2 separate regions of the Homo sapiens genome follow, and region 2 is linked to region 1. A link is a loop called in an ENCODE intact Hi-C map of the cell type or tissue named here. Cell type or tissue: heart left ventricle. All regions are shown on one strand. Each heading gives the region's core, and the rest is flanking DNA. Links, peaks and the distances in the headings are about the cores only.

Evidence for each region. A loop is a pair of places that touch in the nucleus more often than their neighbours do. Peaks named below come from ENCODE experiments on the same cell type or tissue, not always from the same donor. Only the 100,000 strongest peaks of a DNase experiment are listed, where the experiment ranks them.
Region 2: a loop joins it to region 1, with 2.9 times the contacts of the local background. A loop is called at or near these places in 11 of 110 quality-filtered maps.

Annotation. Positions count from the first base shown.
Region 1 is chr2:12,408,733-12,425,332 of GRCh38, reverse strand. All of the region lies in intron 4 of MIR3681HG (MIR3681 host gene), which reads right to left. It also overlaps the pseudogene RNU6-843P. Among named protein-coding and RNA genes, the nearest start is that of MIR3681, 220 kb to the right of the region's middle. RefSeq lists an enhancer at 12,418-12,467. In heart left ventricle, for the core only: a CTCF peak has its summit at 8,565 (motif pointing left); a DNase peak (open chromatin) is centred at 8,552.
Region 2 is chr2:11,857,107-11,873,706 of GRCh38, reverse strand. It overlaps LOC105373430 (a long non-coding RNA gene), which reads right to left. Exons shown (of 5, transcript XR_922803.3): 5 at 7,423-7,857. Among named protein-coding and RNA genes, the nearest start is that of MIR4262, 28 kb to the right of the region's middle. RefSeq lists enhancers at 2,783-2,852, 10,175-10,224, 12,791-12,890 and a silencer at 9,855-9,904. In heart left ventricle, for the core only: a CTCF peak has its summit at 9,910 (motif pointing left); DNase peaks (open chromatin) are centred at 9,466 and 9,866; H3K27ac peaks cover 1,053 bases.

The DNA of each region.
Region 1 (16,600 bases), core at 4,700-12,699:
CTGCCATTTAAAATCTGTGTTACCTTAAATACGTCACTTATGCCTTCTGAATCTTGATGAATCTATAAAAGAGAATTAAAAATGTAACCTTCCCTATTTTAGGGTAAGACCACACTAGATTGATCAATTCTGAAAACTAAGAGAATTGTTATTTTTCTAGTTGGGTCTGTCCCAATGGCATGTTACTCACAGAATAGACCAGAGATTTCTTTTGCCCCAGCTTCTAGGCATATCAAGCACAACCCTTTAGCCATTTGTAAGGGAAAAGAAACACTGCCTTTTGTAAGAGAGCTCCTTGTGTGGCAGGCTGCCCGGCTCCCTGTCAGAACTCCCTCTGCTTATGTATAACTCCAGACTTGTATTGATATCTGCATGCGCATGTTGGCTCAGCTCCTCCTTCTCAGGCGATAGATTGCTTCTGCTGAAGCTGCCAATGCAATATTTTGAAAATAGACATCCATTTCTAGAAGAAAAAAGATCCAAATTTTTTTTTCTTTTTCACTTTAAAAATCATTATAATATTAGTGTCTTTCATGTCAACATGATTTCTGAAGCCGTTAAATAAGGCATTCCTGGGATGACCACCCAATGGTGTAGAGTAACATGTTTTGGGGCAAACTCTTCCTGCATTATAAAGAAGAGGGACAGGTGTACTCTGGAGCAGACTTTCCATTTATTGGTCTTATCTTTTTGTTATGGGTCAAATTGTGTCCCCCTAAAAGTCATATGTTGAAGTCCCAAGCTCTAGGACCTCAGAATGTGAAGTTATTTGGAAATAGGGTGATTGCATATGTAATTAGTTAGTAAAGATGAAGTCATCCTGGCACAGGCTGGACCCGTAATCTAATATGACTGGTGTCCTTACAAGAAAAGGAAAACTTGGACCCAGAATGCACACAGGGAGAACACCATGTGAAGATAAAGACAGGGACTGGGGTGATGAGTCTGTAAGCCAAAAAATGACCAAGATTCCCAGAAAACCCCCAGAGGCTAAGGGAGAGGCCTGGAACAGATTCTCCCTCACGGCCCCCCAAGGGAACAAACTCTGCTAACACCTTGATCTTGGACCTCTGGCTTCCAGAACTGTGAGAAAATAAATTTCTGTTGTTTCATCCACCCAATTTGTGGTATTTTGTTATGGAAGCCCTAGCAAACTAACACACTGGGTGTGTTTTCAACCTTTCTAAGAGTTAGAGGTTATTAGAGGTAGAAGGTGCATTTAGAAATCATTCAGTGAAATCATTTCGTGATCTATAATATAAGGGAAGTGATATCTAGAAAGCTCCCCATGTCCTTGAAGGTGAGAAGCCATCTAGAAGCCTGAAGTCCTGGTAACCAAGAAGATGGTGTATGTATTTTTCTGAAATCGAAGAGTTCCCCAATCCCCCTGGCAGGACACGCAACAGGGGTGTGGCTCACCTGTTTGGTCACCCTGCTGCTCAAGCTCCTTGCAGGAGGGGGAGCACACAGATGGGCAGATGCAGAGGCTGGGGCGAGCACTTTGGGCTCCAGCTCCAGAGTAGTGTCTAGGGATGGGTGCCGCAACCCCAGTGTTACAAAGCTCTTTTAGCCTTGTTGTCCACAGATGGCTTGAGTGTTAACTAGCTCAATGGACTCTGCTTTTATGCAAAGGCAGAAAGCCAGCGTGACAGCTTTCTGTATCCCAAGCTCTTGTCCAGCATCCTGGAAAAATTGGGTCACACAAGGGTTTGAAGGATGAATGTGAGGTTTTATTAAGTGGTGGAGGTGGCTTTCCTGCAAGATGGATGGGGAGCTGGAAGGTGGGGATGGAGTGGGAAGGTGATCTTCCCCTGGAGTCAGCCACCCAGTGGCTGGATTCCTCTCTAACTGCCCCCAGCCAAACTCCTCTTGGCATTTCAGATGTTCCTCCTCTCTTTCTCTGCTGCGTCTTTCCGTCATTCCACTGTTCATCTGCGGGTCTGTTGGCCTGCTGGTCTGCTTCTGGAGTCTGGGGTTTGGGGTTTATATGGGTGCAGGATAGGAGGCATGGCTGGCCAAAAGGCAGCTTTTGGGTGTGAAAACAGGAATGCCTGTCCTCATTTAGGGCTGCGGGTCTTTAGTCTTGAGGGTGGGGCCTTTGCCGGGGAACCACGGTCTTCTACCCAGTAGTTCCCTGTCTCCTATCTGTATCATTTCTTTACATCCCATGCTTCTTTGCTAAGAGACGCATGGGGAAAGGGTGAAGTTATTTAATATAAAAGTGCCATCAGCCCAGAAGGACCCAGACTTCCAAGATCACCTCCTGCTCAGTTCACTAATGCACCTGCCTCCTGCCCACACCCTCCAAGTACACATGCTCTGATCTATGGTTCAGACACACCCAGGACACTGGCCAGGCCAATGCCTGCCCTTCTGTGAGGCCTTGAAGTATGACGCTTTTCAGAGAAATAGAAGTTATGGCTAGAATCCTTCTCCCTCAGATTCACTGATGACTCTTTCATCTTTTCAGTCAGTCTTTGCTAAAATATCACTGTTTATCCCTTTCTTATCCTGCGCTATTTCTTTCTAAATACTATTTCTAATATACCATGCAATTCACCTATTTATTATATGTATTGTGTGGACTACTAAAAGGTAGTTTCCAGAAAGTCAGGGATCTTTTTCTGATTTGTTCACTGATGTATCCCAAATACCTAGAATAATAGTGCCTGCCATATATTGAGCTTTTAATATTTTCTTTTATTGTCCAACAATGATAGACTCGATTAAGAAAATGTGGCACATATGCAGCATGGAATACTACGCAGCCGTAAAAAAATGATGAGTTCATGTCCTTTGTAGGGACGTGGATGAAGCTGGAAACCATCATTCTCAGCAAACTATTGCAAGGACAAAAAACCAAATACCGCATGTTCTCACTCATAGGCGGGAATTGAACAATGAGAACATATGGACACAGGAAGGGGAACATCACACACCGGGGCCTGTTGTGGGGTGGGGGGAGTGGGGAGGGATAGCGTTAGGAGATATACCTAATGTTAAATGACGAGTTAATGGGTGCAGCACACCAACATGGCACATGTATACATATATAACTAACCTGCACGTTGTGCACATGTAACCTAAAACTTAAAGTATAATAAAAAAAATATATTTTCTTTTATTAAAAGGATGCACAAATATTTTGAAAATGCTTATTTGAATACTTCCAATATTACTACTGAATTTATTGCTCTGTTGTTTTGAGAAACACCCTGATACCAGAGGTCTTAGAGACAGAGGGGACCACTTGAGTCTGTCCACCTTGAATTTTGGTCTAGGGTCCTGGGTTATAACCCAGAGCTGTTTTAATTGAGTGAAGCACCAAAAGAAGTTGAAAGGAAAAGTATTGGTAGAGAAAATTCAGTTTTAGAATTTAGCTGGTGATAACCTCTTTTGTGTTATTTGAAAATGTGCTTATGGTTGTATCTTTTAAACTTATTATATTTAGGCTATGGTAACAAAAAGAATTAAATAAACAGATCAGCCAGGCGCGGTGTCTCACACCTGTAATCCTAGCACTTTGGGAGGCCGAGGCGGGTGGATCACCTGAGGTCGGGAGTTCGAGACCAGCCTGACCAACATGGAGAAACCTTGTCTCTACTAAAAATACAAAGTTAGCTGGGCGTGGTAGCACATGCCTGCAATCCCAGCTACTCGGGAGGCTGAGGCAGGAGAATCGCTTGAACCCGGGAGGCGGAGATTGCGGTAAGCCGAGATGGCACCATTGCACTCCAGCCTGGGCGACAATGGCAAAACTCCATCTCAAAAAATAAAAATAAATAAAGAAATAAAGAAACAGATCTAAATATCTAGTAGAGCTACATTGGTCAATAAGGTAGCAACTAGTCACACGTGGCTGTTTAAATGGAAACGAATTAAAAGTGAATTAAAAGTTAGAAATTTAGTTTCTCAGTCACATTAGCCTCATTTTAATTGTTCGATAGTCACATGTGGCTAGTTGCTGGCAGGTTTGACAGAGCAGATGTAGAACATTCCCATCATCGCAAACAGAAAAGCTCCAGATGTGTTTCTTAGCATCTGGATGTTTTGCACCATAAAATGAAGGCATCAGAATGAGTGATGGCAGTTTTCACTCTTCCTTGGGTCATGTGACACACTGATTGAATTGATTTAGGCTAAGTTGACTCTGCTGGGCTCTGTGTTTTCTTTCTTTCATAATGATTTAACAGGTCTGTTACCAACAGGAACTATTAGAGTGTGTTTTAGCCACGTTGTGCTATTAGTTATTCAGATTCTGAGATTTCTCAGTCCATAGACAGTAGAAACAGTTTAGGCAAAGGGACGGATGAATGAATTGTTTGGGTGAGTTCAGGGATACACAGTTTAGAATGATGGAGATGCAGGGTCTGTGCAGGATAGTGCTTACGTAGTGAGCAATGGAAAGAAAGTCACTCAGCTATAAACTCCTTGAGGTTGGCAGCTACAGCTGATAGATATTTATATTCTCACTACTTAGCATAATACATACTAGACTCTTCATATATGTGTGTTGTTGTTGTTAAATTAATTAAGCAACCAACCACCTAACACATCAGCCAACCAAGTAATAAATGACAGATAAACAAGGGCCAGATGCAAAGCTATTCTTTAGTAATAAATAAACCCCAAATTCCAGGGATTTTCTACTACAAAAGTCTGCTTGTTTATTTAATTGTACTGTCTAAAATAGGTCAGGGTAGAGATCATGTTCTACATGGCCATTCAGGGACCCGGGCTGTTGCATGATCTGCCAACTCTTAGATACAACATCCTGACAAGTAGCCTGCAAGGTTACCAAGGTAAAGGAGAAATGGAGGCAGTATACTGGTTCTCAGCTCTCTCAGCCCAGAAGTGATGGGAGTCACTTCTACTCAACGTTCGTTGGCAATAACGCCATTCCCTGCAAGGGAGACTCGGAAATGACAGGGAACAACAAAGTTTGGTTAGCACTGTGTCTATCACACTAGATCACACAGGAACAGGACAAGAGGCTTCAACTTGACCCACTAGTGGCTTTCCAGCTATTTTGTTAAACAACAGAATCCATTCTTCAAATTAAATATAATACACAAATAAAGCAGAAATAGAGCTTTTCTGGTTGAAATGGGGGCACAGAGAGAAAGATCCACAACCTGCTTACTCAACGAACCCTCCCACACCATCTCTGTACCTTACACATTCCTCCAAGGAATCCAGAACTCCTCAAAGCACAGAGCTAGGACCACTACCATAAACTATCCATTGGCCCTGGAGACTGTAAGCAGGAAAGTAACACAACCACAGTTTCCCTTTACAAAGATAACCTTGCCACAGTTGTGTGAGGGTGGCAGGAAGCGGTGGATTGGACTGTAGGCATACAGTACATGTGTCAAGATGAGAGGCTGGAACAGGTTCCCAGGCTGCTGGGGTCATTCCAGATGAGAGGATGAAGGCCTGAACCATGTCACAATGGGACTCAGTGGTATGCCTTCCCAATTTCTTCTAGTTCAGAATTCTGACTGTTTCTCAGTCTGATCTAGCTTCGCCTTTATATAGGTTGAAGTTATTCCAACTTTCCTTGTAATACTGACCTAGGCCTATTACAGGAGTTCGCAAATTGTTTCTACAAAGGGCCAGGAAGTACATATTCCAGGCTTGCAAACCATTTGGTGTCTACAGAAACTACTCCACTCTGCTGTTGCAGAGCAAAAGCCAGCTGTATGACAATATGCAAACAAATGGGCATGGCTGTGTTCCAATAAAACTTTATTTATCAACACTGAAATTTGAATTTCATGTAATTCCCACGTCATGAAACCTTATTTTTTAAAAAATTTGTTTTCAGTCATTTAAAACCATGAAAAAACAGTCTTGGCTAATAGTCTAGCCTTAGCTAATAGGTCATATAAAGGCAGGCTATGGGCCAGATTTGGCCTGTGGTGAGTATTATGCTGACCTCTGGTCTATTATGTTGAGTGATTATATCTATTATTAGGAATAGGATTTATATTCATAGAGATGGTTTTCTTTTTCTTTTCTATTTTAAAATGGCATACATTATAATGAAATGAAAATAAAGGTATGAAACTAATGCTTTCCATAGAACATAGAATTCAGAGTTTAAAAAAAAAACAGAAACAAACAAATCTCTGGAAATTATTGCCAGTCAATGATTTAGTCAATGTGAGTGTATTTTAATTTTATACCACCCCCCAGCACAGTTTAGAGCAAAGTCACACAATTAAAATAAATAAAGCAATATAAAACAAGGCTGGAAGGCCCTTCTGTTCCTGGATTCCTTCTTGCCTCTGTGATAGAAACCCAGAAATAAAGATGCTCTTCCTCAGGGCACCACCCGCTAAGGAGGCCACCAGTTAATGTGCGAATTACCAGAATCATCAAACTGATAGAAAATTTGGCCTTCTGAAGGCAAAGAAAACAATTTTGTGAAATGTTCCCTTCCCAGAAGTCATCCTATCCCTTAAATTACACTGAACAAACATACCAACTAAAGCACCTGATGAAATTATTTGCTCTTAAAACATTTTCTTCCCCATTTTTAAAGTAATGCAGGCTTATTTTAAATAATCTGTAAAGTGACCTAAAGGTACAATGATGAGAGTAAATGTCACCCCAAATCTCAGAACCCAGAGACAACCATGTAAACCAGAGGGCATTTCTTTAACATGATGAGTATCATTCTGAATCTACATATTTTCAGCCTGTTATTTTTGTTGTTGCTATTGTTGTTTGTTTGTTTGAGATGGAGGTTCCCTGTTGTTGCCCAGGCTGGAGTGTAATGGTGCAATCTCGGATCGCTGCAACCTCCGCCTCCCAGGTTCAAGTGATTCTCCTGTCTCAGCCTCCTAGGTAGCTGGGACTACAGGTGCACACCACCATGCCTGGCAATTTTTTTTTTTTTTTTTTGTATTTTTAGTTAGTTAGAGACGGGGCTTCACCATGTTGGCCAGGGTGGCCTCAAACTCCTGATCTCAGGTGATCTGCCCACCTCAGCCTCCCAAAGTGCTGGGATCACAGCAGTGAGCCACACAATGTTTGGCCTGTTTTGTTTTTTGTTTTTAACTCAGCATTATACTCTGAACATTTTCCCACATCATTAAAGAGCCCTTGGACTTTTTTTTCATTGACCACATAATTTTGAACAGATATATTTTTATTTAATTAACTGATGTAATGGAAATGACCTTTCATTAAGGATCATGCTTTCAGCCAACAAATATTTGCTGCACGTCTGCTTGATGCCAGACACTGGCTTAGACACCAAGGGCTGACATGAGCACATGGTCTCTGTTCTCATGGAGCTGACATCATAAGCATCTTTTATGTGTAAACCCCACGCTAGATCCCTGTGGTGCTGAAATGAATAAAGCCCAGTCTCTGCTCCCTGGGAACTCTCGGTTAGGGAGGGAGACAGGCAGTTGAACCTACAACAATTACCCGACATTGTGATATGAAGAATGAGGCCCTGCACGTACAAAGATGGAGGGAATGCATCTATGGGGGAGGGGCAGGAGGGAGGGCAGAACCTCTGCAGAACAAACGCTTAGTTTTAACATCATTATTTCGACAGATGTTGGTTCTAGTCCAAAGTATCTATACACCGACCATGCTGTGACTAATTAATGTCACTCTGCCCAAGTGAGTCTGGCCTAGTTAGTCACTTAAAGAGAACTTAGCATTGACGACTTACTGAGTTACCAGAGCAATGAAGATACAGATTCTCCCATCAGAAGACATAGGGAAGTAGCAGCATTGTCCAGTGGAAAATACTTTCGGTCAGGATCTAACTGCCTTAAACCCTGGTCTCAGTCCAGCCCCTGACCTGCTCTAGGAAGTGTCCAGGAGAATTGTCATAGCTAATCCCCATAGCACCTTCCTCACAGTGGAGGTAATGGCATCCATAATCCCTAAGATACAGCCAATGTTTTCTATGGTCAGTCATGTCGGCAGATCAGGCTCTCCTCCGGAGAAGGTGCCGGCTCTGCCTAGGACAGAAGAGATTCTCTCTAACTGTGTGTTTAATTAATTAGCATAATCTTCACCCAGATCCCTGTCTGTAAATTTCTTTATTATTATTATTGCTGCTGTTGTCATACGATATATGTTCTCAGTGCAATCTCGGTTTTCATTAACCCAGTACACTGGTTCCACACTCTGCCAATTGCCAACACAGAGGACGTCCTAACCCACATGGCTGTTAACTCATGTCTCTTTCATTGTGTATTTTTCTGGCTAAGTTTTTGGACCCAAAAACAGTCAGTTTTGCTGTAACATTTGTTTTGAAACTCTGCACTTCTTTCGGTGTAATCAGTATATTAGGAAACAGTTTGAGCACAATGTAAATATATCTTTGCAATGAATTATTTCATCTGCTAGAAACTGCATACGGCTGACCCCGGGGTTCCTAGGAATATGCAAAACACACACACACCTCCATGCCTCTACCGGCTACCGCAGATCACTGGGTGTGTTATGAGCCACACCCATTCACATCTGGTTTTAGAACTTTCTCTCTGATTTCTGATCAACCCCAGTCTCCACTTCACAGGGACTCCCAAGCTGCCCCCTGCTGGCACCCACTTCCACAAGCAAACTCCAGGTCTTCTGCAAGGAAAATGCCATGTTTATTCTGGTATCTAAGTATATCTTAACCATTTAACACGCGCACAACTCCACTACTGTTTTTATTAGATGACTTTCTTTGTGATTGTGTGTCATTGATCAAGTTTTTTAGTGTTGTAACCCCATTTTTTCCATAAGTCTTGTGTTTTTTCTGGCATACTTTCCCGCAGTGCTGTAATTTATAGAAACACATATGTTGTGTTAGAGCAGACCTTACCGTAGAGGACTTTGTGTTCTCCCCTTACTATTTTATCTTGCTGGACTTGCCATTGAGATCGATCATGCTATTTTTATAACGTTGGATCAAGTGTTCCAAACAAGTGTTTTATTCTAATTTTACAGGTGAATTATCTGAGGCTTAAGGACAGTAAAGTCTAGCTTAACTCTTCATGAGTGAGTGGTACAATAAGATGATAATTACCTTGTGTTTCTTGATCCAGGGGAAGCAGCATGTTGCTGTATAAAGAGGGTGGTCTTTGGATGGGGCACATCTAGATTTGAATTTCAGCTTCATAAAATCTTTCAATGTGAGTGCCTTCAGTAAACTACTCAGATCTCCAAACCTCATTCTCCTTGAGTATAAACATCAGGAAGTTGACATTCACTTCTGAGAAGTACTCTGGAAATTAAGCCACAAAATGTAAGGAAAATGTGAATCTAATGCCTTGGGCAAGGCAGACATATTTGCTCTTTCCTCTTTCCTTTGTATAATAATACCAGATTGCATAATTCAGGGTTATCCAGAGAAACAGAACCAATAGAAGGCACATATGTATGTGTGTATATATACATATACATACACACACACACATATATACACACACACATACACACACATATATGTGTGTGTGTATGTGTATATACGTATGAATACACACATTCATTATATATATGTGTCTATATATATGTATGTATACACACAGACATGTCATATTTATAATGGGAATTGGTTCACACAATTATGAAGGCCAAGAAGTCCCACCATCTGCCATCTGCAAGCTGGAGAACCAAGAAAGATGGTGATGTAATTTAGTTCAGATAAGAAGGCCGAGAACCAGAAGTGCCAAAGTCTGAGGATGGGAAGAGATGACTGTCCCAACTCACACACAGTGAACTGACCTTTCTTCTGCCTTTTTGTTTTGTTAAGGTCCTCAACACGTTAGCTGGTACCAACCTACACTGGTGAGAGTGGGTCTTCTTCACTCAGTCTACTGATTCAAATGCTGACCTCTTCTGGAAATACCCTCACAGACACACCCAGCAGTAATGTTTTACCTGCCCAGCTATCTGGGCAGTTCTTAGCCCAGTCAAGTTGACACATTAAAATTAACACACAGGTAAATGTTATTGGGCACTTATTTTAACATAAGTGCCTACTAGCTTATTGGGCACTGAAGAAACTGTTCTAAGCACTTCTGTATATTAACTAATTTAACCTTGATAACAACCCTATTCAGAAGAGTTCATTAGTATTCGTTTTTCACAGATGAGTAAATGCATGCACAGAAAGGTCAGGTGATTTGCTTAAGGTCAAGTAGCTAGTGTGCCAGTTATTAAGTTATGGACTCTCAGCTCTAAACCCACCCTTCTGTACGCTGCTTTGTGGAGCTGGGGACGAGGTTCAGAAAAGCACATTTTTGCCTTGCCAACTGGATTCCCATTATGCTCTACAAGGCTGGAGGGACGTGGCCCTTTCTGTTTGTTGCTTGCCTCACTTTCCATGCATGTGCTATTCCCCCATTAATGCTTGTTCTCCCTGCCAGGAGCAATTTTTTCCAGCTGCAGTAGCTGAACCCACTTTACAGTTTTTTTCACCACTTGCAGGACAAGCTCAATCGTATGCCCCCAAAGCAACACCAGCCGGCCAGCCGTCTTCTCAGAGGTCTCTGTTTTTGTTCCAAGGGGCCCTCTACTAAGGTTCAAAGATTTAACCAACTCACACTCATTTTGTTCCCTCAGTCGTAGGGGCTGTCATGTGTCCTGCAGTTGCTACCTCTGTGATACCTTTGAGATTTCTTCTTACACTTTCAGTTACCTAATTAACAACTTTATACCTCTTTAACAATAATTCCTATTAAATTCTCTCTGATGATTGAAATAGTCTGTGGGCTCTGCATCTTGGCGGCCCCCTGACCAATGCATCTGGGAAGAGGCAGAAACAGAACACTATACCAGCAGCTGTGTGCAGGAGTAGACCATTATTATATACAGCCTCTCAGCTATTATTACATAATTACATATCCATACACAGCAGCTATTATCTTTGTGTGTCTGTTTGATTGATTTTTTTGACACAGGGTCTCACTCTATCACCCCGGCTGTAGTGCAGTGGCAAGATCATGGCTCCCTGCAGCCTTGACCTCCCAGGATCGGGTAATCCTCTCACCTCAGCCTCTCAAGTAGCTAAGACTAGAGGTATGTGCCACCATACCCAGCTAATTGCAGTAGTTATTATCTTTAGTACAAACTGACTTATGACGTAGCTGGCCAATGTTGTACTGTCAGCTCTGATGTTCTAGAGTTACAAGAAGCTAAGTACTTCAAACTTCCATGGGACCTGACTTCTAGGGACCAGTGGAAACTGACCACTAGCCTCTTCTTGTGGCCCACTGACCACTAAACGAAAGAGAAAAGAGGCAAGGAAAGCTAATAGACAGAAGATGTCCATATTTGACCCACTGAAGTTTTCTCTGGAATTCTGCACTTCCACATAGAGTAAAGGACAGAGTATTCTCCCTGGAATCTGCTAGTCCATAGCCTTGTAGAATGTCTGAGTTGGAAAGGACCCCAGAAAGCACTCAATTCAAAGCTCCCATTTTAAAAATGAGTACATTGAGGCCCAAAGAAAAGGGCTAGCCCCAAATCACACAGTGAGTTAGTGCTGGTGCCCAGACCAGAACACAGGTCTCCTGATTCCTGATCTTTCCATGGGTAAGCTTCTATGCTTTTCCTAGAGATCATGGTCACTTCTCTGAAATCTGACCTCTGCAGATAAGAATTCCCTTGCTTCTCCCTCATTCCTGTTCCTAGAAACCTGGAGAAATGGGAGTAGGAGAGGTTTTTTCCTCTGGTCTCATTCTTTATGGCTTCTGCCTCCTCTCAGGGCTGTAAGGTAACGACGATGAAGTGAGTGAGTGAGTTTGGCAAGGGCAGGGTGCGATCCCATCTTTACTTACAATGTTGATATTTTCTTCACCATTGGATATTTTTACAAAAATTCTGATTTTTAAAATATTGCACTAAAATATTATTTATCAGGACCGCTGAGTGTTTTGGTGCCTCTTTATATTTTGCTCCCCTGGTGAGTGCCTTTCTGGTCACCTCCTTGACCTGTCCCACCCTCCGTTCCTGCCCTTTGACTACATCCCCAGTCAGGTCAGTTTTTGCCACTTTGTAACCATTTTCTGACGCATGGTCCCCTTTCTGTAATACCGGAAGCATTCCTACTGATAACACAGATGATGAGTAACATGAACAACGACCACCCAGGGCCAGCTGATAGAGATTCAAGATAAAACAGGGGAATTCCTGACTTTGATGAAATGGATGCTGTGGTGCAGTGGAGCAGCATAGGCTTTGAAGTCAGAGGCACTGGGGTTTCAGTCCTGATCACACCACTTAGCAGCTGTGTGAGGAGCAGTGACTGATTGTCTGTGATCTGAAAGCAGTGGATACCCAGACATGAGCAGAGCCTACTTCCTGTTCCTACAGCAGGCACAATCCAGATGGAGGACATTGTTTGTTTCTCTGGGCCTTGTTTTCTGTAACTGAAAGTGAAAATAGCATCATCTCACAGTGAGGATTAAATATGATTCTTTACATGAAATTGCCTAGCATAATGTGGGTGCCCAGTTAAAATGTGCCTCTGCACAAGTAAATACAATCTTCACTGGAAAATTCTTGTTGACAGGAGCCATCACAATGCATACTCTTTCACTATTGAGATCCATCTTCATACAGCTACTTTTCCTAATTTAAGAAGACCCAGAAAAAAAAATTACTGAAAACTTTTCAATGGATGCCTCAATATTTAAAACAATTAAGGAGGAAGACACATTTCTTTCAGCTGCACTCAAGTCCTTCAGATTTTCATGTAGCAATTTTCATTCCAATGCCCCTGGTCCTTTGAATTTGCATTTTTACAGCAGAATCTTTGTGCTTCCTCACACCTTTCTACCACTGAACTTAGTCTTCATCCTTTAGTTCAACAATGGCCTTGAGTATGCCTTCTCATAAAGGGGTCAAGAATGACCTGAGGCCAGGTGCGGGTGGCTCATGCCTATAATCCAAGCATTTTGGGAGGCTGAGGTGGGAGGATCACTTGACTACAGGAGCTCAATACCAGCCTGGGTAACATAAAAAGACTCTGTCTCTACATTAAAAAAAAATTATCAGGGCATGGTGGCATGTGCCTGTAGTCCCAGCTACTCAGGAGGCTAAGGTGGAAGGATCACTTGAACCCCTGAGGTCAAAGCTGCAGTGAACTATGATCATTCCACTGCACTCAGACTGGGCAATAGGGTGAGATCAAGTCTCAAAAAAAAAAAAAAAAGAAGAATGTGAGAGCTATTTTGCACACTTCTGGTGTTGTGATTGCAGTATTTATCTGAAAATAATGTGGGAGCAACCTCTCCTAACACATTATGGTAGGTAGAATTCTGAGATGACCTCCAATAAGTCATGCCCTTTCATAATTTCTGGTTCCTGAGTGCAGGTGGAAACTGTGATTACTTCTAACCAATAAAATATGACAAATTGAGGATAGCCACTCCCATGATCATGATATGTCACATAAGACTCCATCATAGCAAGCTGAAATGAGAGATTCTCTTCCTGGCCTTGAGTACATGAGTTACTACGTTATGAGAAGGCCTGCAAGAGGGTCAGGTGTCTGGGAACTCTGGGTGGCCTGTACTTGTTGACAACAGCCCTGTCTGACAGCCACCAAGAAGCAAGAACCTCAGTCCTACAGCCACAAGGAACTGAATTCTTCCAACTATATGAACTTGGACAAAAAGACTCTAAGCTCTAGAAGAAATGCAGCTCAGATAGTCACTTGATTCCAGCTTTAGGAGATCCTGATCATAGGCCTAGCTAAGCTTTACTGGCTTTGGACACATGGAAACTAGGAGATAACAAACTTACATTGTTTCAAGGCACTAAGTTTATGGAAATTTGTTACACAGCAATAGAAAATTATTAATAAGTGCTCACTTTGGCAGCACATACACTAAAATTGGAATGATACAGAGATTAGCTTGGCCCCTGTGCAAGGATGACACACAAATTCGTGAAGTACTCCATATGTTTTTTGCAATCTACCCATCTGACAAAGGTCCAATATCCAGAATTTACAAGACAAACAATTTTACAGGAAAAAGCAAACAACCCCAACAAAAAGTGGGCAAAGGATATGAACAAACACTTCTCAAAAGAAGACATTTACGTGCCCAACAAACATGAGAAAAAGCTCAACATCATTGATCATCAGAGAAATGCAAATCAAAACCACAATGTGACACCATCTCATGCCAGTCAGAATGGCGATTATTAAAAAGTCAGGAAACAATAGACGCTAGTGAGGCTGTGGAGAAATAGGAACACTTTCACACGCTGTTGGTGGGAATGTAAATTAGTTCAATCATTCCGGAAGACAGTGTGGCGATTCCTCAAGGATCTAGAATCAGAAATACCATTTGACCTAGCAGTCCTATTACTGCGTATATACCCAAAGAAATATAAATCATTCTACTCTAAAGATACATGCACACATATGTTTATTGCAGCACTATTTACAATAGCAAAGACATGGACTCAACCCAAATGCCGGTCAATGATAGACTGGATAAAGAAAATGTGGTACATATACACCGTGGAAATCTATGCAGCCATAGAAAGGAATGAGATCATGTACTTTGCAGGGACACAGATGAAGCTGGAAGCCATCATCCTCAGCAAACTAATACAGGAATAGAAAACCAAACACTGCATGTTCTCACTCATAATTGGGAGTTGAACAATGAGAATACATGGACACAGAGAGGGGAACAACACATACCAGGGCCTGTTGGGGGTTGGAGGTGAGGAGAAGGAACTTAGAGCCTGGGTCAATAGGTCCAGCAAACCACCATGGCACACGTATACCTATGTAACAAACCTGCACATTCTGCACATGTATTCCATTTTTTTAGAAGAAATTAAAAAAATATAAAAGAAAATTATTAATAATACACGCAACTGGTTTACTTGAGAAGTCTGAAGTAGGGAAGCTAATTCTACATGTTTTCTTGGTACTCTCCTCTCCACATAGAAGGTGACACTAAGGGTAGACCATTGAGTCTGGGTTTGAAATTTCATTTATTCCTCAGCCCAATATTTCATATAGAATTGAATCCTCTTGCATGACCTGCTCTGTGTTCCCTTCAGTGGCTTGATTGCCTCACATCAGTTTTGTTAAGGAATGAGTGAAGCATTTCCTCCAAGTGTCTATGCAGTAATTTTGATCTAGGGGATAAGCATAGAATTCAATGGGATCTAAACATGTGATGGACTTTGAGGGAGCTGATTCCTGTATAACTTTAATCAGAAACCCTATGGAGTGAACTACAGTTAGCTTTCATTTACAACTTTTGCAAACATCAGAGACAAGGCTAATCAGAACATTCTCAAGACACATCATAAACAAATTGTAGCCATTTGTGGAACAGATCAGTTATGTATTCATCAACGGTACCAGGAGACTCTATAGAACGGCATCAGGGAAAGTCTGCAGACATCTGCCTCCCATCAGCCAGACACGTACACACGCATGCTAGCTTATCCCACCTCACAGCACAACAGTGACACCTTGATTGCAGGTTTAACTTTAGTCACTTTTTCTATATAACAAACTACCCCAAAACTCCATAGTTTAAAACAGCAATAATTTACTTTTTCTGATCATGGTGTAGATTGATTATGTGGCTCTTGTGTTCCATACAGTGTCTTGATCTTTTCAGGCTGCTATAACAAAACATTTTAAACTGGGTAACTTATAATACCAGAAATTTATTTCTTAGAACACTAGAGGCTGGGAAGTCCAAGATCATAGTACCAGTAGATTTGGTGTCTAGTGAGGGCTCCCCCTCTGCTTCACAGATGGCGCCTTCATACTGTGTCCTCACATGGTGAAAGGGGCAAGACAGCTCAGAGACTTATTTTATAACAGCATGAATCTCATTTGGCCTAATCACCTTCCAAAGACCTCACATCTTTATACGATCATGTTAGGGATTAGGTTTTAATATATGAATTTTGAGGGAAACACAAACATTTACAACATAGCACACAGTGGCATCTGCTATGGCCATTCAAGTGGTTTTGCATTCATTTGGTGGCTGGTTTCTCTCAGCTGTCTGGGGCTTTGGGGCTAACTGTCAGCTAGGGCATCTCTATTGTCCATGTGAACCCTCTCCCCTTATGGTTTCTCATCCTCACAGCTTTCTTCACGTAACCTCTCTTCTGCAGGATGGCTTGGATTTTCTTTGCAAGACAGCTGGTTGTCAAGAAGGCAAAAGAACCATCTTCCATAACTCTAAAAGGCTAAGCCTGGAAGACCACATGGTCATTTCTGCCATTTTTATATTAGTTACAACAAGTCATCAGCCAGTCAAGACTCGAGAAAAGAGGAAACTGACTCCACCCTTGATAAGAACAGTAAGATGTATGTCCAAGGAGGGGTAGAATTCTTTATGGCCATCTGTGATGACTTTCCAGAGTATTCATTTGTGAGTTTCTCCATGAGATGATTCTTATAGTTTATCTTTGATTTTAATTTTTCTATTGCTTACTAAGAGTGGTATTTAAATTGGTAAATAATTAATTTTAAGTTATATTTCATGATTTATGTAATTTATATAATGCATCTCCCACCCATATACAATCCTACAGAATACTACTGATGTGTTTCTAGGGCAGTTTTTAGACACTGATCTCA
Region 2 (16,600 bases), core at 5,616-13,615, 550 kb after region 1:
TGTTCTGGGAAAACTATGAATTAATTCAGTTATGTTCAGTAAGCCAAAATGTTGTAGTCATTAGGAAGTTTTTTAAGAGCAGTGGTTTTGATGTCTTTGTTCCTGCATTGTCAGTGGTAAGTGGAAGGCTTGGTGTTGCGATAGATCCACGTGACAGTGCATTAGCAGAGAGCTGTTCACGCACAGGCATGCCGTGTGGGACAGCAAAACGAACCCTCTCTGTGTCCCTGGAAAAATTATCAACATGTGACTCTCAATGCCAGAATTTCACCCAATCACTAAGAAATCCTCATCCCTCACATAACCTCTCCTACCCAGCATGGGCTTTTTAAGTCCTAAGCTGAATGGGCACCACCTATCTCTTCTCTGCATTCATGTAGCAAAATCCACTTTCATTTGTACATTTGTTCAGAAATCATTTTTGCTCTGTGCAGGAGGTTTCACAGACCAAATCTCATCTCATCCACATACCAAATCTGCCATGCAGGGATATTACTCCCATTTTTATGGTTATTTGCCTTATTTTCACTCACTTCTAGTGGTGTTGGTCCATGTGTTTGCTAATGCAGCTGAGCGTAGGAGAGAGGTTTGCCCAAGGTCACCAGGTTAGTAAGTCAAAGCTGATGTCAAACTCCAGGTCTGTCTCAATGCGTGTTCTTTGATCAGCTCCTGTACCAAACTATTTTGTATTTGGTCAGACACTGCAGCCTCCTCAGTACTGTAGCTGCATCCATTTTCTCTTAGTCTCCAACAACAATCATTTTGGATACATAACAGACACTGTCCACCATGTTTACACAATACAAATAGCTCATTCTCGCTGCGTACTTACTATGGGCTGGCACTGTTCCAGGTGCTTTCCAGGTTCTTTACACCCTGTTCAATTCTCACAACAATCAAGAGGAAAGTTACTAGTGTTATCTTCATTTGACAGATGGGAAAAATGAGGCACAGAGGGGTTAAGTAACTTCCTGAAAGCCACAGAGCTAGGAAGTAGCAAAGTTGAGATGCAAACCCAGGCTGTCTGTCTCTAGTTTGTGTTTTGGACTTCTGCACTAAACTGTTTCAGGGGTTCCTCTATCAACATAAGGAGGCTTTATTGATATAAGCAATCATTATTTATCATTCTTTACTAAATGTCTCCTGCATGCCAGCCTTGGACAGGTCCTGGGAACCCAAGGGTTAATAAGACAATGTGGTCCTTCTACAATAGTGGAAGAAACAAGCACTAAACGACAAAGAGCTATGAAGGAAAACACACAGTAAGCAAAAATGAGGATGGAGAGTGGAGGACAAGGCTCCTTTCAGCCTCAGCGGTCAGAAAATGCTTCCTGGGTTTTTTGGTTTTTTGTTTGTTTGTTTTTGTGACAGGGTCTGTCATCCAGGCTGGAGTGCAGTGGCACTATCACAGCTCACTGCAGCCTTGACCTCCTGGGCTCAAGCGATCCTCCCTCCTCAGCCTCCTGAGTAGCTAGAACTACAGGTACACACAACCATACCCAGCTAATTATTTTTTGTAGAGACGGGGGTCTTGCTATGTTACCTAGGCTGGTCTCAAACTCCTGACCTCCCACCTTGGCCTCTAAAGTGCTGGGATTCAGTCATGAGCCACCATAACTGGCCTCTCTGGATCTAATTTGATGAGATTCAGCACTGCCAAAAAACAGAACTTACAGGTGGGAACGAAACAGTTTCCCTCCTTCAAAGATCATTTTCTCAGCCTAAGTTTGCATCTCTACTCACATACCCTTGCCAGGTATGTGGCTCCAAATAAGTTACTTAACTTCTCCAAGAAACCATTTTCCCATCTATAAAAGAGGAGTGAGAACAATAATCACCTCATAGATTGCTGTGATCATTAGAAGTAATGTAGAGAAAGCATGGAGCAGATCCCTTGCCACATGGCAGGTCCTGGGCCAACGCTTGTCCTTGCCTTTCTTTCTCCTCTTCAGCCTGATCAGCTGCATCAGGGCTGGAGCCTGGTATCCTGGAGCAGGTATGGAGGGAGTGTTACAGCCCAGCCACCCTCATACCTGGATCTTCTTGGCCAGGCACATGACATGCTCATAAGTCTCTAAAGTAAAACAGATCTGAGGCCGGGCACAGTGGCTTATGCCTGTAATCCCAGCAATTTTGGAGGTCGAGGCAGGAGGATCACCTGAGGTCAGGAGTTTGAGACCAACCTGGCCAACATGGTGAAATCCCCCCCTACCCCAAGTCTCTACTAAAAATACAAAAATTAGCCAGGTCTGGTGGCGGCAGGTGCCTGTAATCCCAGCTACTTAGGAGGCTAAGGCAGGAGAATCACTCAAACCTGGGAGACGGAGGTTGCAGTGAGCCAAGATTGTGCCATTGTACTCCAGTCCGGTCAGCAAGAGCAAAATTCCATCTCAAAAAAAAAGAAATGTAAAGCCGATCTGAGTGTCAGCTGTGAATCACTACTGTGTAGGCCAGGTGGACAAAATAAAGCCATTGATTTTTTGGTAACTGCTCTCAAGTCTATCAGTCAGAATAAGGTGGGTTTTGCTGATATAATGAGAAACAATCCCAAATGCCCAAGACTTCAGACAAGAAAGGTTTATTGCTCACTTGTGCTACACGTCATCATAACCGACAGAGCCTCCTTCTTCAGGGACCCAGGCTGAGGGAGGCTCTAATCCTTGTCTCTGCAATGGCTGAGATTACAGAAAGCAAAATGGCCCATCAAACACTAGTTTTTGAGGCTTCTGTCCACACGCTACAGTCCATGACAGGTCACATGTACCTAATTTCAAGGGAGTAGGAAGTTGCAATTTTACCGAGTGCCTGGAAGAACAAGAAATACTCTGAGAACAGCACCCATGAGAACTACCAGGAGTTTGTAGAGACGCTGTGCCACAGCCGAGCTGGAGAGGGGAAATCCCACCTCAGGAGGAAACCATCCCCTTCTGAGCAATGTCAGTGTGGCTGCCCAGCAGGTTCCCTCTCCCCTTTGGGGAAGCACCTCACATTATCCACAGCTTCTCAAACATCTCCCCAAAAGCAGCCCTAACAGTAAAAGGAGAATTCAGAGCACCCGGCAATTTAAGTGCCAAAGAGACCTTCCACTGGTGAGCAATTTCACAAAGCCTTGTTTTACCCTATAGTTCATGTGGATCTGCAGCCTACTCCATTGTGTGTTACTGTGAGTTTTAATATCAAAATCAATGCTTCTGCAAGGTGTGCGGTGCTTGTGTTTTTCCCTCATTGCTAACCCATCACTTCATGTTTCTGGAAAATCTCAGTAACAGATCCCTGACATTCCAAAACATTATTCCTGAAATTTTCACAAATTGCCACAATCCCTAATTCCATCACTTTCTTACTTAGGTTGCTTTTCTTTTTCTAGATAAAAATGCTATCTGCCATTCACTCAGAGCCTCGTGTGTGTCAACAACTTGGCCTGCGTTGCCTCATTCCAGACATACCAGTTTTCCAGGAAAGGGACAGCAGGACTGGGGTCTCTCCTAATGATTAGGAAGTAGAAACTCAGGGAGATTCAATGACTTGTCAAAAGCCACACAGCAAGTAGCAGAGAAGCAATTTGAACCCAGTTCCAAGCAGCTCTGAATCCTTGCCTTTTCCACTGTAATCATATTCCCTCTTAGCTTCAGCTAAGAAATCAAACTCAGGTCTCCATCAACGCAAAAGCGAACCTCAGGCACCAGTTGTTTTCATCATTGGTGCAAGATTTTGGTTCTCTTTCAGGAGCAAGCTTCATCGAAAAATAAAGTTTTACTACTTTGCAAGTAGTGTTACAGGAGTCACTACAAAGCAGGTGCCACACGAAGATAGCCTTGATCACTCACTACAAAGTAGCTCCTTGTCACCCGACAGCCTCATAGCCACTGGGATTCTAATTCACAACTTGGAAAGACACAGACCACTATGGGTCATGGGCCTTTGGGGTTCCTGGTGACGACTCAAATCAGATTGTAAAATACAGAAAGAAGAGTCTCCACCCACCTCAGGGTCTGGATGACAGGAGGAAAGGTCCACTAAGAAGAAAAGCCATGGGTACGAAAGTGGCGCAGTTTCCTTGATGCGCTTAGAGCTAAACTCCAAGGCTCCACAGGCCCATGCTGATCAGCCTCGTGCCCAGTAAACAGGATCCTGAAGGCATTTACCCAGGCCCAGCTGGGAGAAAACATCACAATAGAGAATCAGCTCCACCTGTCAACTCTGGTTTCAAAGACAGCCTTTCCAAACCTTGTTCTCAGTGGCAGAGCCATTATGTTTTACATTATTTAAGAGATGGGTCAAGAATGAAATTGTAAGCATAAAAGTAATGAATGTTACAAAACAAAAAATTAAAAAATACATTTGACAATAGAAAATGCTAAATTCCTATGTGTCGAAAAAAATCCCCAAACAAAATTATAAGGCCAATGACAACCTAAAGGGGAAAACATTTCTAATGTATAGGATAACATGTCAATGACTTCAACACAGGGTCATCATACAAATCAACTTAAAATATATGTCCTTTGTCTGAGGAAGAGAACATTTGCAGAAGGATAAACGGTCAAGAAGTATTTCTAAAATGTTTATCCTTACTGGCAACCAGAAACACAAATTAAATAAAGGTACTGCTTTTTACCTAATTGATCTTTATTTTTTTAAGATAATACTTAGTGCCCTTGAGAGTACCATAATGTAGGCCCTTTCCCTCGGTGCTGTGGGAGAGTAAATTCCAGGAAAGCAATTTAGCAATACATATCAAAAGCCCTACTAATGTTATCTCCTTTGATCCTGTAATTGACTTCTGGGAATCTGTCCTAGGAAAATCATCAGAAATGTGGAGAAAAATTTTTATTCCGGAATATTCACTATAATGTTATTTGTTATAATCGAAAGAAAGAAAGAAAAAGAAAGAAAGAGAAAGAAAGAAAAATGAAACCAACCTAAATGGCAAAAATATAAGTAAAAAGGCAGGGTAGGGTTAAATAAAATATGGTGGGGAGAAATGATAGAGTATTAAAAAGTACCATATTTTCAAGAATTATTTGAATGACATGTGGAAATGTTCAAAATATAGTCAATCAAAAAGACAGACTCTAATACCACTGTTTTAAAAGAAAATATTACTGAAACATATATACACACAGTCATACACTCACTAAAATGCTCATAAAACAGATAAGGAAATAAGCCACTAACAGTGATTGTCTCTGGTGTGTTACGGGTAATTTGTTTTCCTTCTTTATATTTTTCTGTATTTTCCAAATTTTCAAAACTAACATTTATATACATGAATACACACAAACATACTTTTACAATTAAGAAAACACTTTTTGAAAACAATGTGGTAGACTGAAAATTTTGCCACATATTATTTACTTCCCCATATCCATGCCCTTGGGCACTTGGGCAGTGGCACACCACACTGAGCTTGGCCTCTTGACTTGTTTTGGCCAGTGGATTGTGAGCAGTTGTAATGCAAACAAAGGTTTGATGGCACTTACCTGTGGGAGCTTGTCTTAACTTGCTGCTTTTGGAATCCTCCTACCAACCCCTGTGTGAAAGAGCCTGGGCTGATCTGCTGGACGATGACAGATATATGGCCGAGTTCCCTCACTGCCCCAGCCCTAAGCTGACTAACAGAGCTGCCTAGCCAACCAGCAGCTGAACACAGACACAAGAATGATCACAGCTAGATGAGCAGAAAACCACCCAGCTGACCCCAACCCCAAACTGGCAACACACAAATTATAAAATAAATACATTGTTGTTGTTTTAATTCACAACATTTTGGGGGCAGTTTGTTATGCAACAAGAACTAAATTATATAAGGAAAAATGTACTCTAGTAGTAAAGTGGAAAAATCCTGGGTTTCTCCTTTGGGTACATTATTTAACCTGTGACTCCATTCTGTTATCTATAATGTGGGAATAAGACTGCTTGCTTCACTGGGAAGTTGGAAGAATCAAATGAGTTAATGTACATGAAGGCAGCTGACACACAGTAAGGCTAAATAAATATGACATGAATCTGAATTACTCTTGTCAGTAATTATTGGGAAGAAAGAAGCATTTAAAAATCTTAAGAAGAGAGGAATCAAAATATCTCCATCTCCACAGCTTAGGAGTAGGTTAAAAATATGATATTAGTATTTTTAGAATTTTATTATGAACAATGAATAAAGGATAAATCCCTGGGCTAGAATTTGGGGGCTTGAGTTTTATGTCCTGTTATGGACTAAGTGTTGTATTAATTCAAAATTGATATGTTAAAATATAATCCCCAATGTGATAGTATTTAGAAGTGGAGCCTTTGGGATGTAATTAGGTCATGAGGGTGGAAACTTCATGAAAGGGATTAGTGCACGGTATTAGCCCATTTTCATGCTGCTGGTAAAGTCATACCCCAGACAGGGTAATTTATAAAGAAAAAGAGGTTTAATGTACTCACAGCTCCACGTGGCTTGGGAGGCCTCACAATCATAGCAGAAGGTGAAAAGCGTGTCTTACATGGCAGCAGTTAAGAGAGAATGAGAGCTAAGTGAAAGGGGAAACCCATTATAAAACCATCAGATCTCATAAGACTCATTCACTACAAGAACAGTATTGGGGAAACTCCCCCAACGATTCGATTCAGGTATCTCCCACCAGGTCCCTCCCACAACACGTGGGAATTACGAAAGCTACAATTCAAGATAAGATTTGGGTGGAGACACAGCCAAAGCATATCATGCCATTATAAGTGGCCAGAGAACTAATTCACTCTCTTTTCTCCACGTGAGTAACAATGAGAAGTCAGCAGTCCACAACCCAGAAGAGGGCCCTCATCAGAACCCAACTGTGCTGGCGCTTTGATCTCAGACTTTCATCCTCTAGAACTGTGAGAAGTGCACTTTTGTTGAAACCACCCTGTCTATGGTACTTTGTTACAGCAGCCCAAATGGACTAAGACATATCCTACTTCTGCCATTGACTTGGAATATGACATAGGGTGTTTTTCCTATTCCAACTTAATAGGAACTTATTTCCTTAGTGGTGGTCTCTGGGGTCTGAGTCAATTGCCACAGAGCCAGAGAAGAATTGAATGCAGAAGTATTTGAGATCTAAGCTTAAAGCCCAGTCTCCTCCTCTGGATGTTCACATAGTCATGCCCATCTGCTTCTCCTGCCACTCACAGCCCACTCCACCCTATTTGCTCAGCACTCCAGCCAAACGAAACAGCTGGCTATTCTCAGGCAGGAGGCACGACGATTGTACCTTACTTATGCCATCGCCTCTGCTTGGGACACCCTTTTGCACAGTCAGACTCCTACACAGAGCTTCAAGACTTGCCCTGGGAAGACTCTTCTGACCCCTCAGATAAAATAAGTATCTCTTTCTCTCGTGTTCCCACGACCTATTTATCTTAGGTCAGGTTTTCTAGAAGCAAAGGCTAAGACAGGGATCCTTGTGCAAGTGATTTATTAAGGGAGTTCTCCTGGGAGAACCCTTAAGGAGAGGGAAGCAGAATAGGCCAGTGGGAAAAGCCAAGCAAAGATGCAGGCTCAGCTGAAGTCCACGTGGAGGCCGAACAAACCCTCAGAGTCGGCCCACCTGAGGCAAGTTGTGTCTGGCCTTCTGTGCCCCCTGCTATCAGTCAACCACAGCTGGAAGCCATCCCCAGACAAAGGACATGACCTTCCAGGCATTTCCAAAGCAGCACCCGTTACCCAAGACGATTCAAAGGGAAGGGCGCAGCTGTAGGCCGGGTGAGCCATCAGGTAAAAGGGCGCTGGGGGCACCGGCACTGTCACTTATCATCCGCCCCTCACACCTGCGCTTCACAGGCAGTTCACTCCATTAAGCACAGCGTGTTCTGGATTCTGGTTGATCACAATTTCTGGAGAAACATAAAAGAGCAAGGATGTTAGGATGAACTGCCGCCTCCACTGCTGAGTGGGTCCCAAGTTTGTCTCCGAAACTCACCATTTCCCTTTTCCACCAGCGATACAACATTTCCCTCCCCAGCAGCTGGGAGGTCTGCTGAGCTATGTGGATTTTCCTGAGGGAGATGGTACCCAGATCTTCACCTGGGGCAGCGGGGTGCAGGGAGGGTCTAGCCCCCGGGTTTCTTGTTCTTATTAGGCCATAGCTGCGGAACCTTTCCATTTCCTCTTAGAATTGAGTGTGGGAGTGCCGGGGGTGCCCAAGGGATCACCTGATGCCCAACACATTTCCTCCTGCCCCCACTGTGAAGCATTATGAAAGCAGCAGCTCACTGTTTCCTCGTGATGAGCACGGTTCATTACTCTTTTTTGTTTGTTTCTTTCTTTCTTTTTGAGACAGAGTCTTACTCTGTCACCCAGGCTGGAATGCAATGGCGCAATCTTGGCTCACTGCAACCTCCATCTCCCAGGTTCAAGCAATTCTCCTGCCTCAGCCTCCCGAGTAGCTGGGAATACAGGTACCCACCACCACGCCCAGCTAACTTTTTAGTAGAGACGAGGTTTCACTATGTTGGCCAGGCTGGTCTCAAACTCCTGACCTCAGGTGATCCACCTGCCTCGGCCTCCCAAAGTGCTAGGATTGCAGGCATGAGCTACCATACCTGGCTGGGTTCATTACTCCTACCGAGGTAGTAACTCCTTTCCTTGCCCAGTGATCTATTGGCACATGAACCCAAAATGACCGGGCAGCAACTGCAGCTTTACGTTTAGTGGGCTCTTTACTGTATTCCCTGATGGTATTAATAATTATTTCCCCTCCGGGCACCAAGAGCTTTAGATCCTCAGAGCCTAAAATTGCAGAGACAGACACAAATCCCCACGTGATTGCTCGGGGTGATGGGGAGCAGAGCCACTGCTGCTTCCATTTCGGGGTTCCTGGACCCACCCCTTCCATCTATTCTGCAGCAGGGCTCACTCCAGGGACTACACCTGCTCTGTCTTCTCACTCCCCTTTGCGCAGACTTTGAGAGCAGGGTTCATTTGTATTGCTCTGTGTACATACACTCACTCCCACTGCCCTGCATCAGTAAGGCCACTGATGGAGGAGAAAGGTGCTTTCACATGCCACATATGCCACACCTCTGAGTGGTATGGCTCATTTTCCTCAAGCAAAATATCAGGACCATGGTCCTAATACCTAACACCAGGATGATGGGTCAGGATGTTAAATTGGAGCCAACTCAGGATATCTACAAAAGCAAAATGGCTACTCAATTTGGGTAAAGAGCTGGCAAAGTTAAAAAATATCATAAGCAGTCTATATGTGGTCAGGAAGAAGGGGGACACCGAAGACCAGGATATATAAAGGCTCTGATCCTGGCGGAAATTCAACTTTGGAAATTAGGCTCATTTCTCTGCCAGGCCAGGCTCCCCTTATTTGGAAATCAGGGCAGCGAGATTGTCACCTGGGGTCACAGCAATGCACCAGGTCTCTGTCCCAAGGACCACAGTCTGTCCAGGCTCTGGGAGTGGAGGATGGGCTGGGCAGGGTGTGTGTATGGAATGTGCTAGACAATGGCCAGCTCCCTGGCCACAGCCAACCCTGAATATCCTGCCTTGGCCAGAAGGGTCCTGGAGAGGAAGCAGACACCGAACAATTGGGAAAGGTCTAAAAACCGCAGGAGTCGGCTGAATACAGCCAAGAGGCTGCCCAGTGATGCAATTCATGGGAGACAAAAAAAAAGAAAGAAAGAAAAGGAAAAAAAAAAAAAAAAGAAAGAAAAAAGAGCCCTCCAATCCTACCCAGGAGCATTCATCATTCAGCGTGACCTTCCAGGAATCTGCTGACAGACACAAAGTGTTTTGTGTAACTTTCTGCCTGGGACCTGGAATGACTGACGTGTCCCAGAGAAGGGGCGGAAGGGAGCTGGATGGTGGGGAGACTGGGGGAGGCGGGCAGCCTCGGTTCCCTGCAGGGGATTGTTGGGCACCATCTGCTGGTGGCAAGGGGAACGACACCCCACCTCTGACCCAACAAAGGAAAGCAATGTCTTGGGAAGCAAGTACTGAGGGAGGGCGTCGGGGAGAGGAACACAAACACACTTCTCACCTGCTGAGCCAGAGGCTTCCACAGGTACCTTCTGGTTAGGAAAGAGTTGCTATGCCCATCTTACAGATGGGAAACTGAGGTTCAGGGAGGTGATTAATTTCACCAAGGGTAAGAATGGACGAATTTGTTGCCATTGAATAACCATTCCTTGTTCTGAACTCATTCACAGAGGCTGGAATAGTTCCTGGAACATAAATGCTGGCTGAGTGAATGGCTGAATATGGCTTGAGAAGTAACTTGTGTTTTTGTACTATGCCTGTCTGAACCCAACAAAATAGGAAAAAGTCAATGCAAACCGAGAGTGGTGGCTGCGATTGCAGATGGCTCTCCGGAAACGCCCAGTGCATGACATCCTCCCCGCCTCCTGTTTCATCTGACAAGATTACAAACTACTTCAAAGCCTAGGGTAGGTTTTACTCCTTGTTGACCTCAACCTAGCATTTAGCTGTCCTGGAGGGGCCACAGAAGGAAGAAAGACGATGGAGCTGCATAGGCAGGCACCAGATTTCAAAGAGTCTCAAACCGGTGCAAGGTGACAGGTGACAGGCTACCACTGAAGTTCTGAAGAACCCTTTGCTATTGTGACAGCTTTTCGCCAGCCACCCAGTTGTTTCATGTCTCAGTGGAGGACCCTTATCTTCTCAAAGGTCTAGTGATATTCAGGTACATCAAGCCTTTTCATGCTGAATTCTACCAACATGTCCATCCATCCCGTCCTAATCCCACCCCCCGACACACACACACACACACACACACACACACACATCCTTCCCCCAAACACAGAAACATACCTACACACCAACACTCCTACACACAGGCAAAAACTTCACCAGTCATCAACTGTTACACAGTAAACATCAACATCTCTAAACGCTGAGATAGGTAACATCTTTGAATCCTTGCAATTAATTCCTCCATTATCCATTATTCCTCCATTCTCTCTGACTGGGATGAACATCGCCCTCGGGCAAACTCCCGTTCAACCGTCAAGGCCTATATCCAACATCACCCCACTCTTTGAAACCTTTCCCTACCCCATCACCATTTAGTGTTCCCTTCTCTGACTACCCGGGGAATATGTTTGGAGTTGACAATAACACTTAAAGCATTGTCTTCATGTGTGCATGCTGTTGATGTAAGTAGTAAGAGTTCATTGAATGAATAAATGAACAAATGAACACAGTTTCTTAAAATCCTCTAAGAAAAAGAAAAGGAATTGAGCCAGCTGGAAAGGGAACCTGGCCATCACCAGCCGCTGCAATTCTAGCTTTGGACCCAGGCAGCTCTCAGCCCCTTGGCCTGACCTGGCACCTTTCCACAGATGTGACTGACTGCCCTTCTCAATGTGGGAGGGAAAAGGGAGGCCCCTAACTAATGGAGGGAAATGCACAACTAGTCATCGAGAAAAATTACCTTCAAAAAACAGCAGCATGTCAGAAGCTTTGAGAGCTGAAAGTTTCAACATCCAGCAAATCTCCCCAGACACTTTTAGGCCAGCATTGAACACTCATTTCTTGTTCTCAGGCTCTGACCTGTCTTGGTATTTACCTAGAAAAGATGACTTCCAGACTGCCTGAGAGACATGCACCGTGACTATTGATTAAATGAATGATTTTTAGATGAGAGCATGAAAATAGCCAAAAACCAGTAGTCAATCCACTCATCCAAGATTTTCAGCCTTGTCCCGAGCCCCTAAGTTCTGGATTGGAATGATCCCTCCAGGAAGAAGAAGGACACCAACATTTACTGAGCATCTACTATGCCTCTGCCACTGTAGCTGCACAGCTCGGCTTCAGGGTAGATGTTATCCTTTCCTGACAGATTAGGAAAGAAGCTCAGAGAGGTGAAGTAATGTGCCCAAGGGTACTCAGCTTGTCTGTGGGGCAGCAGGGCTCACTCCGAGGGCATCGAGGCCAGTGCCCTGCCCACTCCACAGCCTCTCCCTGCACACTGAGGGGGCTAGAGACCAGGTAGGAGAGACTACTCACTTCCTTGGGTTATTTTTCTCTAAATTACCCCTTCTCGACTCCTCATCCCATGTGGGAATGATATCAACTCTGAAAAGGGTTTGAGAGAAACTTCTATCTACTGAGAGAGAAACAGCAGAAAGGACAGCAGAACTGGAACCCATTGTTATTCATTCAACAGGCACGTGTGCTGCAAGCCCACTGTGGGCCAGGTGTGGACCGGTGGAGAGTTGATGCAAGGCCTGCCTCCAGCGGGGCTCTGCCCATCCCATCCTTGGCACAGCATGGGAGAACCAACACAGCCCACTCCTTAACTGGGGAACATAATACTAACTAAGCTTGCAACTAGACATGCCACCAGATTTAAGTAGAGCTTGGCAAAGGCAGAAAAGCCAGAAGATCGTATCTTGCTGGCTGTGAAACTAAGTTTCAGGCTAGCAAACCCTTGCTCAGCCTTCCAGAACAGTATTACCATGAAGCGTTCAGAAACACTCATTGCAAAAGCCAAAAATCACCTTATTTGGGGAACATAGAGGCAAGGAAAAATGCTGAGTGTGGATCTTATAGAGAGAATAACTGGCACATCCAAACAGCAAGACCTTCCCTCTGGGAGAGCAGAATCCCCATCAGCAGCAGAGATATTTGCACCTTTATTTCCCATTTATTTATTCATTAACAAAAATGCATAGAGTGACTACCAGGTCCCAGGCCCTGTCCTAGGCACTGGAGCTGCAGCAGGGACAAAATGGACCAAATGTCTCAGCCACACATGGCTCACATGCCAGTGGGAGAAGACAGGTAAAACCAGGAAGTAAATCCTAAGCAACTCAGGAAGACAATAAGCCCCATGGGGAAGCTGTAGTACAGCAGGCAAAAGGGCCAAGAAGTGCAGGTGGCTCTGTGCAGCACTCAGAGAGTACACCCATGGGAGAGACATGCTTCTGGTCCCCTTTGAGGAGCTGCTGAATAGTACCTGAGTCAGAGCCATTTATAAAAGCAGTGGCAGATGCAAGATGCCCTCATGGAAATCTGCACAAGGGTTCAAGAGTCAGAGAAAGAGACCCCATATTCTTCCTGGATGGATAAAGGAAGGCTTCCTGGAGGAGGTGGCTTGTGAACCAATGTTGGCCAGCAGACCTGGGGCACTGGCTCATTTCAGCCCACAGTCAAAGGCATAAGTGCACATGAGCAGATGTCAGTCCCCGGCAGCATTGTCTAGCCTAGTGTGCTAGTTTGCTAGGGCTCCTGTAACAAATATCACAAGCTAGGTGGCCTAAAACAACAGAGATTTATTTACGTCCTCACAGTTCACATCCAACATCAAGGTGTTGGCAGGGTTGGTTCCTTCCAAGGCCTCTGATATGGTTGGGCTGTGTCCCCACCCAGATCTCATCTTGAATTGTAACTCCCACAATTCTCACGTGTCATGGAAGGAACCCAGTTCCATAGGGGCAGGTCTTTCCCATGCTGTTCTCATGATAGTGAATAAGTCTCATGAGATCTGATAGGTTTAAAAATGGGAGTTTTGCTGCACAAGCTCTCTCTGCCTGCTGCCATCCATGTAAGATGTGACTTGCTCCTCCTTGCCTTCCGCCATGATTCTGAAGCCACCCCAGCCAAGTGGAACTGTAAGTTCATTAAACACTTTTTTTTTTTTTTTTGAGATGGAGTCTCTGTCGCCCAGGCTGGAGTGCAGTGGTGTGATCTTGGCTCACTGCAGCTTCCACCTCCCAGGTTCAAGAGATTCTCCTGCATCAGCCTGTTGAGTAGCTGGGATTATAGGCATGCACCACCATGCATGGCTAATTTTTTTGCTGTTGTTGTATTTTTAGCAGAGATGGTGTTTCACCATGTCCTCCAGGCTGGTCTTGAACTGCTGACCTCAAGTGATCCACCTTCCTTGGCCTCCCAAAGTGCTGGGATTACAGGCACAATTACTGGGATCCACCACACCCAGCCTAAACCAATTTCTTCCCAGTCTTGGGTATATCTTTATCAGCAGCATAAAAACAGACTAATACAGCCTCTCTCCTTGGTGTGCCAATGGCTCAGACAGCCACCTTCTCCATGTCCCCACGTGGCCACCCCTCTTGCTCACATCCTGGTCGCCCTGTGTGTCCCAATTTCTTCCTCTTCCAAGTCATGGGTCAGATGGGATTAAGACCCACCCTAAAGTCCTTCTTTTAGTTTAATCACCTTTTTTTAAGGCCTTATCCCCAAATGCACTCACATTCTGTGAGGCTGAGGGTTAAGGCTTCTACCCGTGGATTTTGCAGGGACACAGTTCAGCCCGTACATAACAACTAGCTCGCCAAGAAATAAGTGCCTGCTCTGGGTCACACGCTTTCTCTGCAGCGAGGTGTGTTCCAGTGAAGTGTGTGAATTGGTGCACCCGGGACCATGAACTCCACCTTATCCTACAGCCCCTCCCTCAGTGGCTGCTGCACTCTCCCCCCTTGTTGGTGCATGGTCACCCTCGACTATAGACTTCTCCAGGGTTCCCACCAGGAGCACAGCAAAGCTTCTCTGTATCATCTTTTATCTCAACACAAACAATGCACCTCCCACTCCACAGCCTTGGCCCAAAGGGCATGGTCAGGAAAGATAGGCCAACCACCATCCTGCTCCACTTCCCTCTCTTCTCTTTCTCATGTGCTTCTGGACATGAAGGGGCAGACTTTCAGCTTCCTCATCCCCTCTGGAAGGAACTTCCTCTAAGCAGAGGTCCCCAGCCCCTGAGCCACAGACTGGTAACAGTCTGCAGCCTGTTAGGAACCAGGCCGCACAGCAGGAGGTGAGTAGCAGGCAAGGGAGCATTACTGCCTGAACTCCACCTCTTGTCAGATCAGCAGCAGCATTAGATTCTCATAGGAGCACAAACTCTAGTGTGAACTGTGCATGCAAAGGATCTAGGTTGCATACTCCTTATGAAAATCTAATCCCTGATGATCTGAGGTGGAACAGTTTCATCCTGAAACCATACCCTCAACCCCTGGTCCATGGAAAAATTGTCTTCCACGAAACCAGTGCCTGGTACCAAAAATATTGGGGAGCGCTGCTCTAAAGCATATTCTCCTGCCTCCCCAGGCTCCAAGCCTCTGCTTTACTGAGGCAGGCACAGTCTATCTACACTGTGGAGACCCCAGGCCTGAGGTAGCCATGGAGGGCTTCATCATAGGAACAACAGGATGGCTTGGATCAAAGGATTACCAAGGATGAAAACAGAGTGACTTAATGTTCCAAAAATATTATTCGTATAATAATCATAATATTTAATATCTAGTGATCCCATATATGCTCGAGGCAGAGAGCAAAGTGCTTTCCATCTTACCTCATGACATGGTTTGAATGTTCGTCCCCTCCAAATCTCATGTTGAGGTGGAATTCTCAGTGTTGGAGGTGGGGCCTATGGGAAGTGATTGGATCATGGGGGTGGATTCCCTCATGCACGGCTTGGGCCATCCCCTTGGTGATGAGTGAGTTCTCGCTCTGAGTTCATATGAGATCTGGTCGTTAAAAAGTACGTGGCTCCCTCCTGGCTCTCTTGCTCCCTTGTTTGCCATGTGACATGCCTGCTCCCCCTTCACCTTCTGCCATAATCTTAAGCTTCTTGAGGCCTCCCCAGAAGCAGATGCTGGTGCTGTGCCCCCTGTATGGCCTGCAGAGCCATGAGCCAAATAAACCTCTTTTCTTTATAAATTACCCAGCCTCAGGTATTCCTTTACAGCAATGCAAAATGGACTAAGACATCTCATTTAATGAAACAACGTCATGAGTGCCACTTTACAGAAGAGGAAATGCAGCCACTGGGGTAAAATGCCATGCCCAGGTCCACACGTCTAGAAAGTGATAGAGAAGCCAGCACATTCTGACTCCAGCACACGTGCACCTCATCACCGCAGTTACTGCTCACAAGTACCTGGAAGCGAGACATGCAGCGCAGTAGTCCAAAGTGATTGTCCCTGTTCCTTGCAGAGGCCAGGAGGGATAATAACATCACACTTCAGTCCTAGAAGTCCCAACCTCCCAGGCCAGCCCTGATTCTCACCCCTTCTGGTGCACATGCCCTAGAGTGATTCAAGCCCCAAACCCGCTTCCTCCCAACCTCCATTCTCTCACAGCCACCTTCCGACCACCTATCATTCACCCTGCTCCTTGAATACTGTGGCCCACTGTGTTCCTGCCCAACTCTGCTCCTGCCACTACACATGATGACATCGAAGTCCCTAAGGATGACCCACTCAGTGCCCTCTGTGCTGGTGTCTGTCCTGCTCACTGTGAACCACCTTTGTCCCATCAACCTTGGTAATCCATGCCCAAGGGTACATCCTGGACTCTATACGTGACAAGGACTGCACCACTTCTGACCTCTCAACTTCAAATGGCCCCTAACTGTCCACCATATCCTTGCTTCCTCTAAATCCCTGGCCCTGGTATTCCCCATGGAATGGGGTGTCATGCTTCAGTGAGGCCAAACCTCTGAGCTCCCTATGTTCCCAGAGGTGGTCCCACCCCCCTGCCCCGTGTTTCTGCCCCTTTGGACCCAGGTGTGCTTCTCTGGTCCCTCACCACAGCCACCCCATTGCTGTCCCTCCATCGAACTGTCCCCTGGATAAGCCC